2 separate regions of the Homo sapiens genome follow, and region 1 is linked to region 2. A link is an interaction called in ENCODE POLR2A ChIA-PET data of the cell type or tissue named here. Cell type or tissue: Panc1. All regions are shown on one strand. Links, peaks and the distances in the headings refer to the core of each region. The heading gives the core; the rest is flanking DNA. Region 1 overlaps ATAD2B (ATPase family AAA domain containing 2B). Region 2 overlaps ATAD2B (ATPase family AAA domain containing 2B).

The links. Peaks named below come from ENCODE experiments on the same cell type or tissue, not always from the same donor. Only the 100,000 strongest peaks of a DNase experiment are listed, where the experiment ranks them.
Region 1: POLR2A ChIA-PET joins it to region 2 with 9 read pairs; 8 of 35 experiments call an interaction of 5 or more read pairs at or near these places.

The regions. Positions count from the first base shown.
Region 1 is chr2:23,901,145-23,905,529 of GRCh38, forward strand. All of the region lies in intron 1 of ATAD2B (ATPase family AAA domain containing 2B), which reads right to left. It also overlaps the pseudogene RPS13P4. Among named protein-coding and RNA genes, the nearest start is that of ATAD2B, 24 kb to the right of the region's middle. In Panc1, for the core only: no CTCF peak of the experiment used is centred there; no DNase peak of the experiment used is centred there; H3K27ac peaks cover 341 bases.
Region 2 is chr2:23,848,668-23,853,066 of GRCh38, forward strand. The region is part of intron 13 of ATAD2B (ATPase family AAA domain containing 2B); the gene reads right to left. Among named protein-coding and RNA genes, the nearest start is that of ATAD2B, 76 kb to the right of the region's middle. RefSeq lists an enhancer at 2,331-2,380. In Panc1, for the core only: no CTCF peak of the experiment used is centred there; no DNase peak of the experiment used is centred there.

The DNA of each region.
Region 1 (4,385 bases), core at 1-4,000, 52 kb after region 2:
CATAAGTTTGTCTACGTACTCAAGTAATAAAATGATTGTTTATCGAAAAAAAAGGAGTCACTGAGGAAGCAACATCATGTATTTTAAGCTAGAGTGTATCTGTGATACAGAAACTAGTACCTATAAACTACTGTACCAATTTAGATAGCCCAGGCCAGCATTACTCCTTCCAATCAAATTTGATCATTCATCTTCAAGACCTATCTCAGGACCCTTTTTTTTTTTTTCTTCATGAAATCTCCCTGAAGAATCTAGCCTAAATTAAGCTTATCCCTGCTACTAGTTGCAGCCCTACTATACATTTGGGCACTTGATTATTTCAACTTAGCATTATATATTTATCATCTTTAAAGTGTCATGTCCAAGTCTTGAAATTCTAGCAAGATTTTAAGCTCCTGAATTACAAAAACGTACCCTATTTTTTAAAATTCCATGATAACAAGGAAAAACAACAAACAAAATTTCTGGAAATTTGTTCACAAATTATTAATATAAATTATTAGGGGCAAGAAAGGAGGGCTCATGGTGAATTAAGTTTGGGAAACGATGAGGTCCAAGGCTTTTTGCTGCAAAACTTCTAAGAGTATTATGATAACATGCAAAATAAATCTCTAAGGATGAAATAAAGTATGTAACATTTCACAAACTTATTTGATCAAGCTCTCTTTTTTCATGGAATATCTGCAGGTACTAGTTTCCCAAACATACTCTGGAAATAAGTACTATGTACCATTGAACTGAAGACAAAAAAAAAAGTAGTAAAATATTTGAATTTTTAAAATAATCCAAGTATATAGTTACTTGAATATCAATTTAAGTGAGTTTTGCACATTTATTTATTGGCCATTTGCATATTCTACTGGCTTTCAATTCCATTCAGAAGTATTTCTCAAACTGTTGTTTACATACTACCTGAATCAAAAATCACCTGCATTACTCATTAAAAATTACAACCTGCTGGACTGGAATCTCTGGAGGTGAAACGTTTTTAACAAGGGCTTCCAAATGATTCTTAGTACACAAAAGTCTGAGGACCTCTGGCATATAACATACTTCAAGTATAATACAAAGCACATCATCCTAACTGCTACAATGTACTGGTATATTTACTTTTTTTGTCACGGGAGGGTTTCAATCTTGATTTGGCTCTATGACAGAGACCTCAGAATAAAGAGGATTACCAAAGACTCCTTCCCTCCAAAGAAATCTAGGGATTTAAGTAAAGTAAGCAACCACGATGTAAACAGGTACAAAATAATTACTTCAGCACCATTTAATTAACTTCAAGCTTTGGGAAAGCTTCTACCTACAAACCTGATGCTAACAATTCACCCTTAATAGGATGATCATAACCCTCAACCTTAACTTTTTCATCTTCCCTCAAAGCATTTTACTAGCTAATGATAACCTAACCCTTTGAGAGAAGGCGTTACCAGTTTCATGACAAAGATATTTAAAAGATTATGCAATCTACCCACAGCCATTTAGCAATCTGTGTCACAGTGATTATAATCCATGAGTAGGAAAAGTACCTCAGGCATAAGGGAAATAATTTCAGTTAACTAACATTTACTGATGACCTACTATGTACATAAGACGTGGAAGGCAGTGGTAAAAAAGATGGATAAGAACTACTTGAGGCCAAGCACAGTGGCTCACACCTGTAATCCCAACATTTTGGGAGACCCAGGCGGTAGGATCCTTGTGGCCAGGAGTTTGAAACCAGTCTGAGTAACACAGCAAGACCTGTCTCTTTAAATAAATAAATAAATAAATAACCTATTTGATGTAGACTTTAAAGGATGTTTTTGGCCGGGCATGGTGGCTCATGCCTGTAATCTCAACACTGAGAGGTTGAGGTGGGCAGATTGTTTGAGCTCAGGAGTTCGAGCCCAGCCTGGGCAAAATGGCAAGACCGTGTCTCTACAAAAATATAGAAAAATTAGCCAGGTGTGCTGGTCCATGCCTGCAGTCCCAGCTACTTGGGAGGCTGAAGTGGGAGAATCACCTGAGCCCCAGCAGTTGAGGTTGCAGTGAGCCATAATCACGTCACTGCACTCCAGTCTGGGCAACAGAGCAAGACTGTGTCTCAAAAATAAATAAATAAATAAATAAATAAATAAATGTTGTTTTCAAGTCTTCTATAGAAGTGGGAATATGTATTCTAACAACTTAATAATGGGGCACATAAAATACCAGAACACAATCCAAGGATGAGATAACTTCCAAGAGAAGTATAATAATAATAATGTAAAATCCTACAGAAATTAAATAATGAAAAGATATAGTCATCCCCACTTAAGCAACTTTTTTAATTCTAACCTCTTTGAATAGATAACTTTTTTCAATTTGTAAAAACCATTCTCTCCTTGACTTTTACAGTCCCTTAAACCATACTCATCAGCTACCATAAATAGTGACTATTATTCTGTCATAAATCTTAAAAAGTGAGGCAAAAGAACTTGAGAATAACTAGAAATGAATAGATGCTGCTCTGGTTTTCAAGGAAGGCTTCATGCCCAGATCTAAATTTGTCAGAAATCTAAAAGCTGGATTTTAATCTAAAAACAAAAAGAATGAAGCCAAGTATAGCATTTAAAAATGAGAGATGCATGGAACTAAGTTAATTAGCAGACCACTAGATTAAATCAAAACTTGATGACGGCCTCATTTAGAATTGGGAAAATCAGAAAGAAGAAATTTAGTCCAGAAAACAAAATAACTAGATTAGCGATATCAGTGCTGTATTCAAAATAAATACAGTAAGGGCAGGTATAAAAAGTGCCGGTTGTTGTTGGTGGTGGTGGTGGTGGTGGTAGTGGTGATGGTGGTGTGGGGAGCCAGGGAACAGGTGATGACGGGAGAAGTATAATGCTGAATTAAAATTGGAAAGTTAGTTTGGAATTATAGCCAGAAATCTAAGGAGAGGTCTATCAGGCTATGGGAAACACACCTCTGAGTTGAAGTGAGTTAAGGAGCAGAGACAGATATGAAACATGGTCATAAAAGAAAATGATCATAGGTAACGTACAGAGTATAAAAACAGAAGGGCAGAAGTCAAAACCTTAAAAAAATGCCTAATTAATGGGGATAAGCACAAGAGATGTCATAAAAATCAGAGACAAATATAGTCTCTCACTAAAACAAGAGGAGTTAAACTGCTCCAAAAAGACTTTAACAGAAGAAAGCTGATAAACCTGAGGATTTGTAAGTAAGAGATCATTGTAACTTCTGACAGGGCAATGTCTGTGAAATGCGGGGTGGAAAACACTAGGTGAATAATGGAGCAAGTGGTGAGCAAGTACAGGTGATGACTACAGAGCTAGTCTTACAAAAGTGTCAGAATTAAAAAAGAAAGAATAGTTTAGACTTGGAGGAAAGGATTTTCCTTCCTTTTTTTTTTTTTTTTTCTTTAAGAAAAGACAACCTGGCTTCTTATAGAAAAAAGGGAACTGTAAGAGAGAATAAAACAAATTATTTAAAGAGTAAGTAAATGATGAGAGAAAACACCTCAAAGAGACAAAGAAAAAACAGAATAGGAACATTTTCCCCCAAGTTAGATCAGAAAATGTATGGGTACAAATCAATCTCTTCCGATTTCCTTATAGGACAGGCTTTTTGTATACTTTTTTTCTTTAACAAGTATTCCTGTTTTCACAAGAAAGCTTAGAAGTGCAGTCAATTTCTTTTTCTTTCATTTATAAAAGGAATGCACAGAGGCAGTGGTTACCATGACTGCAAAAAACAAAACTCTGCACTGCTATTTATTTATTTAGGGCCAACACTATTCTACAAAGTCCTGAAATGGCAAGCATATAAAATGTTCTAAATTTTTCTCAAATATTCCAAGAACAAGGGCTTACTAGTTTAGTATTTCTAAGCAATCATCATGAAAGAATACAGAAAGAGAAAAAAATACATAGAAGCGACCTGTTAGTTTAGGAGATACAGAAAGATTAAAAAAGTCTATAATAATTTAAAATGCATTTTCTTCCACATAAAAATTTCTAAAAGGTAGTTTCTAAAAATCTGAAAATATTACATTATTTAAAATAAGAAAGAGACAATGTAGGTACTGAAAAATGCCACATGGTCAGGCATGATAGCTCATATCTATAATCCCAACACTTTGGGAGGCTGAGGTAAAAGGATCACTTAAGCCCATGAGTTCAAGAACAGCCTGGCCAACAAAGGAGACTCTGAGACTTGTCTCTACAAAAAGTTTAAAAATTAGCCGTGAGTAGTGGCACATGCCTGTGGTCCCAGCAACTCAGGAAGCTGAGGTAGGTGGATCGCTTGAGCCAGGGAGGTCCAGGCTGCAGTGAGCCATGATTACACCACTGCACTCCAGCTTGGGTGACACAGTGAGACCCTGTTTCAAAAAA
Region 2 (4,399 bases), core at 117-4,116:
GCCAGCAATGGAAACAAACTGGAATCATAAAAAATATTCAACTAATCCAAATGAAGGTGGAACAATAGGAAAAGGGAAAACAAGAAACAGGCTAAGAGAAAATCATCTAGATGATAAATTTAAACCTAACCATATCAATAATCACACTAAATGTATAAGTGTCCATTTTGAAGGAAATGGTATTTTCATTGTCTTGACTGTAGTTATGGCTTCACAAGTATATATGTATGTTAAAACCTTCCAAGTTTTACTCTTTATCAATGTCAATATTGTGTACATACATATAGTATATATATTATACCTCAATAAAGCTCTTTTTAAAACTCAATAGCAAAATTGAGACTCTAAAAAAAAACTTTCAAAGTTTCAAAGTGTTTTTTAAAAAGGCAAAAAAGAAACAGAAAAAGAAAACAGCAGACACAAATAGAAAATGGAAATGAAATGATCCCCAATTCAAATATATCAATAATTACATTAAACATTGACTAAACAGTCAAATTAAAATTAAGAGACAATGCAATTAAGAAAATAAGACCCAACTTTATATAGTCTATGAACAACACAGGTTGAAAGCAAGTTAATGGCAAAAAATATACCACACAAACAGCATGAAGTCTAGAATAGGTGAATTATTATCTGATAAAAATAAATTTCAAAATTAAGTGTATTACAAGATAAACATGGACATTTCATAATATAAGAAAGCAACATCAACATAAAGATGCAATAAATGTGTATGAAACTAATATAAAATTTCAAAATATGTGAGACAAAAACTAGCAGAATTAAAGGGACAAAGAATTCATTATAGCTGGACATTTTAACATATTTGTCTCTGCAATCAATAGAATTAGACCTAAACATCTGTAAGAAAACAAAAGAGGCCAGACACAGTGGCTCACGCCTGTAATCCCAGCACTGCCTGTCGAGGCAGGCAGATCACTTGAAGTCAGGAGTTCAAGACCAGCCTAGCTAACATGGTGAAACCCCATCTCTACAAAAATACAAAAATTAGCTGGGCATGGTGGTGCATGCCTGTAATCCCAGCTACTCAGGAGGCTGAGGCAGAAGAATCACTTGAACCTTGGAGGCGGAGGTTGCAGTAAGCCAGACAGAGCCACTGCACTCCAGCCTGGGCGACAGAGTGAGACTCCGTCTCAAAAAAATAAAACCCCACAAAAGAGTCTGCTTAACACTATTAATGCCTTGTCTTATTTTATATTTATAGAACACTATACCATAAATGGCAGAATGCAAATTCACAGGATACACTGGGACATAAAGGAGAATGCAATAAATTTAAAAATGACTTTAATACAAAAAAAATTAGCTGGGTGTGGTGGCATGCCTCTGTAGTCCCAGCTACTCAGGAGGCTGAGGCAGGAGAATGGCCTGAACCCGAGAGGCGGAGCTTGCAGTGAGCTGAGATCGCGCCACTGCTGGAGTGGGCAACAGAGCAAGACTCCGTCTCAAAAAAAAAAAAAAAAAAAATGACTTTAAGAGTTATGATCTCTAGATCACAATAAAACTAAATTAGAAGTAAATAACAATAAAATAATCAGGAAAAATAACCACAGCTATTTGTAAATTAAATACACATCTAAATTAAATACACAATGACTGTGTCAAAGAAAAAATGACAAGAGGAATTGGAAATTATTTTGAACTGAATGACAGTGAATACATGTCAAAAACTGTGGGATGTAGCTAAAGCATTGCTTAGAGGGAAATTTACAGGTGTCAATGCCTATATTAGAAAAAAAGAAAAGTTTCAATCAATTTCTAAGCTTCCATCTTAATCTGAAAAAGGGAGTTAAATTAAAAACAAACAGAAAAGACTTGGGAGACCTGAAATACATACTGCTATATAAAAGAAGCCAATCTGAAAAAACTACATACTGTTTGAGTCCAACTATATGACATTCTGGAAAAGGCAAAATTATGGAGATAGTAAAAAGATCAGTGGTTGCTGGGGAGATAGGGAGGGCTCTGCAGGGCAGAAGAGAAGGGGGGATGAATGAATAGACGATTTGGGGGAAGTGAAAATATTCTGTATGATACTGTAAGAGCAGATACGTGTCATTACACATTTGTTGAAACCCTAAAACTGCCTGCTATGAATGGAATGTTTCTATTCCCCTAAAATTCACACATTGAAACCTAATCACCAATGTAATGTTGTTAAGAGGTATTAAGAGTTAAGAGCTAAGGTGTTAAGAGTGTTAAGAGGTGGAACCTTTGGGAGGTAATTAGGACACAAGGGCAAAACCCTCATAAAGAGGATTCCTGCCTTCATAAAAGAGACCTGAAAAAGCTAGCTGGTCTTTTCTACCATTTAAGGACACAAGAGAAGTCATCAGAACCAGAAAGCAGGTCCTCACCAGACACTAAATCTGCTGGCACCCTGATCTTGGACATCCCAGCCTCCAGAAATATGACAAATAATGTTCTGCTATTTCTAAGCTACCCAGTTTTATAGAGATTTTTTGTTTTCTGAGACAGGGCCTCACTCTCTCACCTAGGCTGTAGTTCGGTGGCACGATTGTGGCTCACTGCAGCCTTGACCTCCCCAGGCTCAAGTGATCCTCTCACGTCAGCCTCCCAAGTAGCTAGGACGAGAGGCACACCACACCCAACTAATTTTTGTACTTTTAGTAGAGACACGGTTTTGCCACATTGCCCAGGCTGGTCTCAAACTGCTGAGCTCAAGAGATCCACTGTCCTTGGCCTCCCAAAGTGCTGGGACTACAAGTGTGAGCCACTGTGCCCAGTCATGAATAGTCTATTTTTAAGACCATTTGTTAGGGCAGTTTTAGGTTAACAGCCAAATTGAGAAGGAAATACAGAGACTTTCATACGTCCCCCGCCTGCCCCTTCATATGTATACCCATGCCCCAACAGAGTGGTGCACTTATTTCAACTGATGAACCTACAATGACACATCACAATCTACAAAGTCCACAGTTTACATTAAGGTTCACGCTTGATGATATACATTCTATGGGTTTGGACAAACATATCATGATGTGGATCCACTCTTACAGTATAACACAGACTATTTTCACTGCCCTAAAAAATCTTTTATACTCTGCCTACAAATCCCCCTCAGTCTACTAATTTTTAAAAATATAAGAAAAAAGGTAGTATAAAATTGGAAACAAAAATAATAGTAGAAAATCTATGAAAACAGAAGTTGCCTCTTTGGGGGAGAAAGGACCAATAAAATTGATAATCCTCTAGCCGGAGTAATCAAGAAAAAAAAAAAGAGAAAACACAGGTTATCACCATCGGAAATGAAAAGAATACTACCGCAGACTATTTAGGCATTAAGGAGATAACAGAATAGTAGGAAAAAATGTATGTAAATTTCTTGACTTAGGTGAAATGAACAAATTCCTTTAAAGATAAACTACCAAACTAACAAAACTGACCTAAGAATAAATAGAAAACTTGAACAGCCCTGTATCAACTGAAGAAATTTAACTTGTAATCAAAAACCTTTCCATAAACAAAACTCCAGGCCCAGGTATTTTCACTGGTGAATTCTCTCAAACACTTAAGAAATGAATAACATCAAACTTACACAAACACTTTCAGAAAATAGAGAAAGAGGGAATGCCATCTCATCTTTTTTTTTTTAAGAGACAGGGTCTCACTATGTTGCCCAGGCTGCTCTTGCACTCCTAGACTCAAGAGATCCTGCTGCCTCAGCCTCTCAAAGTGTTGAGATTACAGGCATGCACCATCACACCCAGTGTATATCTCATCTAATACACATCAAAATTACCTGATTCCAAAACCAGATGCAGATATTTTAAGAGTAATTACAGATCAAAATCTCATTAATACAGATAATAAAACTTTTTATATTAGCAAGTGGAATCCAATAATTTTTTAAGAAAGACAATATATTATGAGCAAGTGAGGTTTATTCTAAGAATGCAAAGTTAGTTTACTATCTAAAATTCAGGCCAGGCGCAGTGGCTCACACTTGTAATCCCAGCACTTCGGGAGGCCGAGGCAGGTGGATCACCTGAGGTCAGGCGTTCAAGACAAGCCTGACCAACATGGTGAAACCCTGTCTCTACTAAAAACACAAAAATTAGCCAGGCACGGTGGCAGACACCTGTAATGCCAGGTACTCGGGAGGCTGAGGCAAGAGAATCACTTGAACCCAGGAGGTGGAGGTTGCAGTGAGCCGAGATCACGCCATTGCACTCCAGCATGGGCGACAGAGCGAGACTCCATCTCCAAAAAAAAAAAAAAATCTAAAATTCAATCAAAATAATGCTCTACCTTAATAGAATACAGGAGAAAAGCCATATGATCAATTCAAAAGAGACAGAAAAAAAAATATGTTACAAAGTTCAGTACTCTATCCCAGTAAAATAAACTCTCA